2 separate regions of the Homo sapiens genome follow, and region 2 is linked to region 1. Evidence: read pairs that join two places in POLR2A ChIA-PET (ENCODE). Cell type or tissue: PC-3. All regions are shown on one strand. Links, peaks and the distances in the headings refer to the core of each region. The heading gives the core; the rest is flanking DNA.

Evidence for each region. ChIA-PET counts read pairs that join two places held together with the same protein. Peaks named below come from ENCODE experiments on the same cell type or tissue, not always from the same donor. Only the 100,000 strongest peaks of a DNase experiment are listed, where the experiment ranks them.
Region 2: POLR2A ChIA-PET joins it to region 1 with 7 read pairs; 1 of 35 experiments calls an interaction of 5 or more read pairs at or near these places.

The regions. Positions count from the first base shown.
Region 1 is chr2:225,024,618-225,028,617 of GRCh38, reverse strand. All of the region lies in intron 1 of DOCK10 (dedicator of cytokinesis 10), which reads left to right. Among named protein-coding and RNA genes, the nearest start is that of DOCK10, 16 kb to the left of the region's middle. In PC-3, for the core only: no CTCF peak of the experiment used is centred there; a DNase peak (open chromatin) is centred at 2,207.
Region 2 is chr2:225,663,308-225,668,869 of GRCh38, reverse strand. The region is part of intron 7 of NYAP2 (neuronal tyrosine-phosphorylated phosphoinositide-3-kinase adaptor 2); the gene reads right to left. Among named protein-coding and RNA genes, the nearest start is that of NYAP2, 270 kb to the right of the region's middle. RefSeq lists a silencer at 118-167. In PC-3, for the core only: CTCF peaks have their summits at 3,110 and 3,347 (motif pointing left); a DNase peak (open chromatin) is centred at 3,339.

The sequences.
Region 1 (4,000 bases), core at 1-4,000:
GAGATACAAAGGATCTTAATAGATTTCTGTTGCTGCAATAACAGACTATATAAACTTAGCGCTTAAACAGCATCTGTGTATTATCCTACCGTAGTGTAGGTGAGAAGTCTGGTGAGGGTCTCACCAGGCTAAAATCAAGGTATCAGCAAGGCTGTGACCCTTTGTGGAGCTCTAGAGGAAAATTTGTCTCATGCTTACTTGGGCTGTTGGCAGAATTCAGTTCCTTGAGACTGTAGGGCCGAGGTCCCCATTTTCTTGCTGGATACAAACTGAGGTCTATTGCCAGCTTCTAGAGGCCCCCACATTGCTTAAACCTGGCCTCCTTCCTTCATCTTCAAAGCCAGTGGTGATGGCTCAAGTTCTTCACATGTTGCGCCCCTCGGACCCACGCTTCTGCTTTCCTCTCCCACTGAAGGACTGGTGATTGGATTGGGCCACCTAGATAATCCAGGACAATCTCCCATCTGCAGGTCTTCCATCTTAATCATATTTGCAAAGTCCCCTTTTCCATGGAAATGAGTATATTTATAGGTTCTGTGGATTAGGGTGTGGACATCTTTGTGGGGCCTATTATAAAAATGCTCAGAAAGTGCATTAAAAGATTAAAAGGACTAACTCTTCCCGAGGCACTGCTTTCTGATCCTAAAACAAAGCGGAAGGAACTATCTTTTATAGAATACCAGAGACAGTTCTTAAATCTAACCCTCTGCTTATGTGGCTTTGATTAAGTTAATAGACCTTAGCTTTTATCCTTGTAAAATTAGTAGACACAAAATTCTTATGAGGATTGTGTTAGTCTGTTCTCCCACTGCTATAAAGAAATACCTGAGACTGGGTACTTTGTAAAGAAAAGAGGTTTAATTGGCTCACATACAGTTCCACAGGCTATACAGGAAGCATGGTGGCATCTGCTTCTGGGGAGACCTTGGGGAGCTTTTAATCATGGAGGAAGGCAAAGGGGAAGTGGGGCGTCTTACATGGCAGGAGCAGGAGAAGGAGAGAGAGGGAGGGGGCACTACACACTTTTAAACAACCATATCCCTGTGAGACTCACTATCATGACCACAGTACCAGGGCGGATGGTGTTAAACCATGAGAAACCGATCCCATGATGCAATCACTTCCCACGAGGCCCCACCTCCAACACTGGGGGTTACAATTTGATATGAGAATTGGGTGGGGACATAGATCCAAACCATCTCAAGGATCAAGTGATAACATGCTTCAGAGTTTTGAAGCTACATCCGTGTTCATTATTACAGTGGTCATCGGGCCAAGGAGAGTGCTGTCCAGTTGCCTCTGTGCTCCTGTGCCTGGGCGTGAACATCTCAGAATGATCTCACTGTGATTCAGTAGACCCTAGACTGTCACGAAAGGTGACTAGTGGGGCCTGGTCTGGGTGTGCAGGCGAGGTCTGTGTAGGGCTTTGTCTCTGACCAGGCCTCATCATTTTGTTTAGGTGAGAATACATTTCATCCATGACGGATCTCAGACCTACAAGGCTCTGTACTTCTTTCTCCATATATTCCCTAGTACTGTGTACTGAGGAGCCTGTGGGAAGAACCACGTGCTCTATGTACGGGGCCTGACAAGCTGACTATAAGTTGTGTATGGGGACTCAATCATCACTACTCTGAAAGATAGTCTGAACCATTTAACACAGGCATTTGATTCAAAAAGACATCTTTGATTCATCAATAAACAGAGATTCACTATATATCTGGTCACAGAAGAGTGGATCAAGTATTATTCAATATATTTTCAATCCATGGAACAATTTGAGGAAAAATGGGCTTTTAATGTTAGGATGTACAAGGGATCTAATCTTAGACCCCCTTCTCTCTGCCTTCCCCACAAAACCCCCCCTAGGTGATTTCACCCTTTCACACATCTCTGAGCTCTGCCCATTGATATCTCTGTCCTGAAGTTCCTCAATTACTTCAAACTCAACAGGATCCAGATCTAACACAGTTTCTTGCTTCATAAATCTGCTTTTCTTATTTCCTGAGTTGTATACCTCAGTGGATCCAGGAAATCTCAAACTAAAACCATGCTCAATTATTTCCACCCCTGGCCACTCCACATCAGTTCATGCTCCAAGTACTGGCAAGGCTACCTCCTAAATATTTCAGACAGCTCCCTGACCTTAGTGATTTATGTAAGTCACTCAGTATTTCTTCCCCAGACAGTGTTTTGCAATGTCCTTGTGGTTTCCTTCCAGCCTTCTCACTAGTTGTCTTCCTGTCTCTCCCCAGGCAACTATCCACCCTCCATTCTGCCTGCATCTTGTGAACACACAGCTTTGATCATGATATAGCCCTGCCAGAATGCTGCTAATGTTCTTGATTATTGCCCTCAGAGGATTACATCTCACTTGGTTTCAGCCTACCTTTCTGGCATCTAGCTTCACTTTCTAGTATTCTCTTTCCTCCAACCTTTGCCACACTTCAGCCACTCAAGCTTCTGGGCATTACCCAAGGATGCCACTCAGGCCCGTGCCACCAGCTACCCAGAGGACACTTCCTTTTTTCTCTTCTTGTTCGGCTCCTGCTTGCCTTTCAAGACCCAACTAATTTGCCCCTCTTCTGTTACCCTCTTCTGAGTCCACAGGCAGACTTAGTCTCTTCCTCTTCTGTATTTCCATAACACTTCTTGAATACCTTAATTAATTTTTATTGTAATTATTTAGTTATTATCTCATTGCTTCCAGACAGAGAGTTTTATAATAGCTTCATAAATGATTCTTGGTTAGATGGATGGATAGATGTATATGCATATGTATGGTTTTTAAAAAATGTTCTAACCATAACTTGTCAATTTTGAAAGGGTAATGCATTGCAAATATTGTAGTAAAAGGGGAGCAGTATGGCATTATCCTCCTTTTTTTTTAACTGAAGGGCTTTGAATATTACCTAGCCTTGGAAACAAGAGCCCAGGCATTTCGGTCCAATGCTTCTGAGAAAATGTAACAGGTTCAGGGACTTTTTAAAACTAACCATTTTAATTATTGCCTTTCATGAAATGTGATTGTGAGGAAAATTGCATTCTAGGCCCATGATTTCTTTATTTTTTAAAATGCACAACCTATCATTTCTCATTGGAATTTTTAGCTGTTGAACATTTCTACCATTTCTAAATATTTTTTTCTAGTTGTGGTGAGTCATATTAGATTGTGCATTAGATTTTTTCTGAATTATCCAGTTTGCTGAGGGAAATATGGAGACATATTAAAATGTCCCATTGCTAGCATGGAACACCTTGGATCTAGGAGTTTCGAACTCCAGTGTCCTCTTACTGCCTGGGTCAAAGGCCCAGGGACCACCTTCAAGTACCCCTTATGCAACATCTTCCTTTAAGCCACAGCCCTTTAATTTGGTCTTTCTCCTGCCTACAGGACTCCTTCACGATTCTTACTCAGAATTCTTCTCACTCGATATCTCCTCAAGAATCCTTCCCTGATCTCCACCAAAGCCCAGAGAGCTTGCATTGCACTGGGCACCTGCTTAATGTGGCAAATACTTGTTTTCTACTTTTTCTATAAATGAGTTCCTAGAACGTTTATTTACTCCTTAAAGAATACAAATAAAATTAATTTTATGAAATACACATGACCAATACCTTTGCAGACCTCCGTCAGCTTCTCCCTTTCCCAAGTTCATCCCTTCCCTGTGGTAACCATGAATCAAAATGTTTTTTTGATTTTTTTTTCTTTTTCTTTTTTTTCTTTTTGAAACAGAGTTTCATTGGTTGCTCACAGTGGAGCACAGTAGCGTGATCTCAGCTCATGCAACCTCCACCTCCCTGGTTAAAGCAATTCTTGTGCCTCAGCCTCCTGAGTAGCTGGGATTACAGGCATGTGCCACTATGCCCGGCTAAATTTTTTTTTTTTTGTATTTTTAGTAGAAATGGGGTTTTGCCATGTTGGCCAGGCTGGTCTCAAACTCCTGGCATCCGCCCACCTCGGCCTCCCAAAGTGCTGGGATTATAGGCATGAGCCACC
Region 2 (5,562 bases), core at 903-4,902, 640 kb before region 1:
TAATTTCTAGCCCAAATGAATGGAGACATGTTAACTTTGGAGATCCTCTCCCTCCCTCTAGTGGTGATGAACTGCACAGGAAATCTTCAGTATGTGTTTGCTCTATAATACCCAGGAGAGTGCAGCTGACACACACACAGGAAAGGACAGTGCATTGAGAGTAAGAAGAGAGGGGTTCAAGGCCGAGATCTGCCATTACTCTGTGAACTTGAGATTTCACTTGGCCTTTTGTTTCTCAGTTTTCTCATCAGAGATGGGATAATGATTATGATTTGCAGGACTGTTGTGATGGTCACATGAGAAAACATTAGGTCAAATATATTTAGACATCGATAAAACATAATTAGATTTCTTCTTTTTCTAAGAGAAAATACAAGAAACATAATATACTCAATCCACTGATCTGATCCTCTAATGGAAAATCTGAGGCAGCCCCCATGGCCTCAGTCTCCTGGTACGCAGAGTATATAGAGTAGACAAATCTAGAGAGAGTCTTATTGATGTTGTGTTCAAACATCAGTCCCAGTGATGAAACCAACTGATGTCATCTGCTGTGTGACTCTTGGAGAAGGTCATCACATGTAGTTTTCTTGCTAAGCATGGTGAACTCAAATCTAATCACAAGAGAACAATCAGACAAAGGGACATTCTGGAAAAAAAGCAAAATCGTTCTGGACTCTGAAAATGTCACTTATCTTGAAAGACTAATGAGGTTGGGAAGTATTTGTGATTCAGGAGATTTGGAGAAACAAAGAAAGAAACTGAAAACTATATGTAATGTCGTATCCTTGATTGGATCCCAGACTGGGGAGGGGTATAATATTGGGGCCCTTGTAGAGATTTGAGGATTCCCTTTATATTAGATGATAGTAGGTAGTAGTGAATTATTATAAATTACCTGACTGCTTTTTTGAGTTTGATTGTTTAGAAGAATACACTCGGTCTTAGGATAGTCATGTTCAAATATTCAGAAATGAAGTGACATTATTTTAAAAAACTGTATGTGTTTAAAAGCACACACATTATACTAGTCTTCCAACCGTGCATCTGTAAAGCATCTCTATTAAGGTATCTCTATTAAGTAGTTTCAAAAGGAAAATATGAAACAAATGATTGCTCTTAGGTATTCTATCCATTGAAGATTCATTTGGGTTAAGAATGCCCTCTTTTGTAATGCTAATTGTTCAGGGAAGGGCTCTCTTCTACAATCCCCCTGTCATCTGAGGCTTAAGTGAGATGATCTCAGGGAATCAGAATTTAAATTAAAAGGAGACAGCTCCTTAGCAAATTTCTGTTGACTTGACTTTCTACGTGAATCAGCTTCCTCAAAATGGGAGTAATAATGATCATGCTTATGGTTCCTAATTCTCCCAGAGCATTACCACATGCTCTTCATCCCCTAATCATTTTTCTACAATTTTTCCCACCTCAACATTTGTTAATCCTATAATGCTAAACTGCTTGCATTTCTCTGACAAATTGTATGACTTCAGACTTCTCACTCCTTTGTAAACTGTCTTATGTCTGACTGTAAAGGCCTCCCACCCACTCTTATTAAATATATATGATATTTATATTTATATATTCACACACACGTATTTGGCTTCTTTATCAGGCTGAAATTTCTTTGAACACAGGAGTTTGTCATATCAACCATCTTCAAACTCAAGCATCTAGCAGAATATCTGGTGTTTAGCAGTACACAACAAGAATTTGTTGGCTGAATACAGGAAGGCAACTTATAAATTCTGAAGTCTGAGGACTAAGCTCTGATTTTTTTAGCTTGCACAAATTCCTATCTAACGGGTCTGGAGAGTCATGCCCTACAAACCATAAATTCTCATCAGAATGGTTTTATTTAACCCTATATACCGTGACTTACTTTCCAATCTGACCCTGGCATAACATTACATGACAAAGAAGAAAGTCAAAATATTTTACCCCAAAACATGTTTCTTTGCTGTATTTTGAAATGGTCCTGCAAAGCTGTCCTCTGTGTGTGTGTTGGGGGGGTGGGGGGGCATGGAGGGGGGGGAATATGTATCTGTAAAGAATCTCTATTAAGGTAGCTAGATCTTTTTCTTTCAGGCCCTCCCAATCCTGAAAAGATTAAGAATCTAGTACTTTTTAAAGGTCCAAATAAGAAACATTTGTCATCTATTGTCTCTAAGGGCAGCCACTTTAAGACTTCAAAAGAACCTTGGTCTCCACAATCTTTTATCTTAACCTGAATATTTCCTTTCTATTGATCTCAAGTGTTTAAACAAACTCAACCAATTATCAATCAAAAAATGTTGAAATTTACCTGTAGCCTGGAACCATCCCCCCAACCCCGCCCAAGCTTTGAGTTGTCTCGCGTTTCTGAACCAAACCAATATATTGTTTCAATGTATTTCATTGATGTCTCATGCCTCCCTAAAATGTATAAAAGCAAGCTTCACCCTGACCACGCTGGGGAAATATTCTCAGGACCCCTGAGGGCTGTGTCACAGGTCATGGTCACTCATATTTGGCTCAGAATAAATCTCTTCAAATATTTTACAGAGTTTGACTCTTTTTGTCAACAAGTACTAATGTTGATGACTGCAAAATGTCAATGACAGTGATATATGTCAGTTATTGGTGTTTGCTTGGTGGTGCAAGAGAAGGTAGGCTACATAGGTGACATGGGACATATGGGGTGAACAATTTGGCATTAAAGTAGGTGACTTTAGCGCATGGAGACTTTGGAGAGAGAAGAAAAAGGTAAATTGGCCGAAAGTTAATTTTACACACACCACCCTTTTGCCAAGACCCCAGATGATGGTCTTCAGAGCTGTGGCATCTAAGGTTGCCAGAGCAGCATTAGAAAGTGTGCACCTAACAGCATCCTCCAGGGTATCCTTTTTCCCCAGGTCTAGCCACTCCACCCAAAGCCCCTGGGAATAGCTGAGAGGGAGGGAGTGGGATAAGAAGGAAAGAAGGTCGTGATGTGCTCTACTCTAGGCCACCTCGTTTGCCTCACTTACCTCCTGTCTATCTGGGTGGTGGGCTTTTTTTTTTTTTTTTTTTTTTTTTTTTTTAGACGGAGGCTTGCTCTGTTGCCCAGGCTGGAGTGCAATGGCACAATCTCAGCTCACTGCAACCTCTGCCTCCCAGGTTCAAGCAATTCTCCTACCTCAGCCTCCTGAGTAGCTGTGATTACAGGCACGCACCACCACACCCGGCTAATTTTTGTATTTTTAGTAGAGACGGGGTTTCACCATGTTGGTCAGGCTGGTCTCCAACTCTTTTTTTTTTTGGTCTCAAAAAAAAAAGGAGCTAGGGAAAGGTGGTGTGCTGCCCTCTCCTGGCAGATTTAGCAAATCTTCACGCAGCTCATGAGACTGTTCACCAGTTGTGTTAAAACGCTCCATTTTTGTGACTCCTATTGAGAAGACCAGCAGGACAGGAAGGGGAGAGACCTTCTTTCGGTTCAATAAACTGTAGTAGTGAACAGCTGTTTGTCACTGGGGGTGTTCACACTTAAAAACATTTTTTTTTCTTTTGCCTTTGTATTTGAATTTAGCTGCAAGAGTATTTTTAAAGATTCTATGGGCATGTAACAAGTGCTAAATCACCCAAGGAGGAGGTCTCCATGTGTTTAGGGAACCTGCTCAGCAAAGCCAGGGCAGAACTATAGAAAAAAAAAGAGCAAAGTTCAGCTTCAATAAACTTATGCAAAATTTTGTAAAGAGAAAATCTAAATAAAGTTAAGTAAAATGTATGGAGAAATTATGTAAGGTTTGTGCTATTTGCAAAGGTAAAATTCTATATTATTTGTGGAGAGAAGGCTTCATAATCCCTTCTGTTCTCAGAGACTATAAATGTCTTAATTTACTCCAATCATAGTTCATGTTCTGCCTTAAATATATACTTGTATCACTCGAGTATGGAATGTCTTTCTAGAATTGTTTCCATGATAGTTTCTCCTAATATTCATAAACCTTTGGGGGTTTTTGTTTGTTTGTTTGTTTTTGAGATGGACTCTCGCTCTGTCGCCCAGGCTGGAGTGCAGTGCCGTGATAGCTCACTGCAAGCTCTGCCTCCCAGGTTCACGCCATTCTCCTGCCTCAGCCTCCCAAGTAGCTGGAACTACAGGCGCCCGCCACCACGCCCGGCTAATTTTTTTTGTATTTTTAGTAGAGACGGGGTTTCACCATGTTCGCCAGGATGATCCTGGTCTCGATCTCCTGACCTCGTGATCCAACCACCTCTGCCTCCCAAAGTGCTGGGATTACAGGCATAAGCCACCGTGCCCGGCCGCATTTCAGTTCTATTCTCTAATTTTTCTCTCTCATCCTCAGTAAGTAGGTAAAACTTGTAAGTAACTAGCTGAGGTGGGCCTATGTGATGACTGTGTGCAGAGCCACAGTCAACAGTCCCAATGTGTCTGCAAGTTATTATAACAGTGATACAATGACATACTAATCCGTTTCCACTGTTAGCAATTATTTATTCATTCAATATGTATTGAGACAGCAAGAGATTTCCAGGATAAAAATAGACATTCCCAGCCCTCAAGAAGCCTCCATTCTAATGCAAACAATTATAAGCTGAATTTTTGGAATCCATACATGCTCCTTGGAAAAATGCAAAAAGCATTCCATGGTTGGATATATTTGAGAAACATAAGCAATATTATATCCCTCGCTTTGCAATTTCCGGTGCACATCAGCAAATTTGAAACTCAGATAGTAGCAAAATTTACTTAACTTGACTTTCCCCACACTGCTTTACTGTGTAATAGAGTTCCTCTCTGATGCAAAAATAAGGCCTTTCATGGTTATGACAGTAAGTACAGGGAAGAGACAGAGAAGGGAGAGCTGCTTGGGAAAGATAAAAAAGCCTTGTGGATGGGAGAGCACACTTGATCCCAGACTTGACAAATAAGCAATAGTTTGCCAGGAGTCAAGGACTAGGGAGGGTGTTCCAAGAAGAAGGAAGAGTCAGGCAACTCTTGGAGGCATGCCAGGAATATTTAAAAGTGATACAGGGCCGGGCGCAGTGGTTCACATCTGTAATCCCAGCACTTTGGGAGGCTGAGGCAGGCAGATCACAAGGTCAAGAGATCAAGACCATCCTGGCCAACATGGTGAAACCCCGTCTCTACTAAAAATACAAAAATTAGCCAGGCGTGGTGGTGTGCACCTGTAATCCCAGCTACTTGGGAGGCTAAGGCAGGAGAATCGCTTGAACCTGGGAGGCGGAGGTTGCAGTGAGCTGAGATCATGACATTGCACTCCAGCCTGGGTGACACAGTGAGACTCTGTCTCAGAAAAAAGAAAAAAAAAGTGAGAAAGAACTGTGGTGGGTGTGTGGATGAACCTGAGGTGTAGCAGGTGAATGGAGGCAGGTAATGGATAAGGAAGCTGAACAGGAAAACCAGGGCCAGGTCACACAGGGCCTTGAAATCCAAGCAAAGTTGTTTGTGATTCATGCTGTGGGCAGTGGGCACCTTTAAGTATTTTGCATGGAGGAACTCAACTACAATCACTCTTTTGCTGCTGTGAAGAATGGATCTGGGAACAGAGGGTGAGTTTA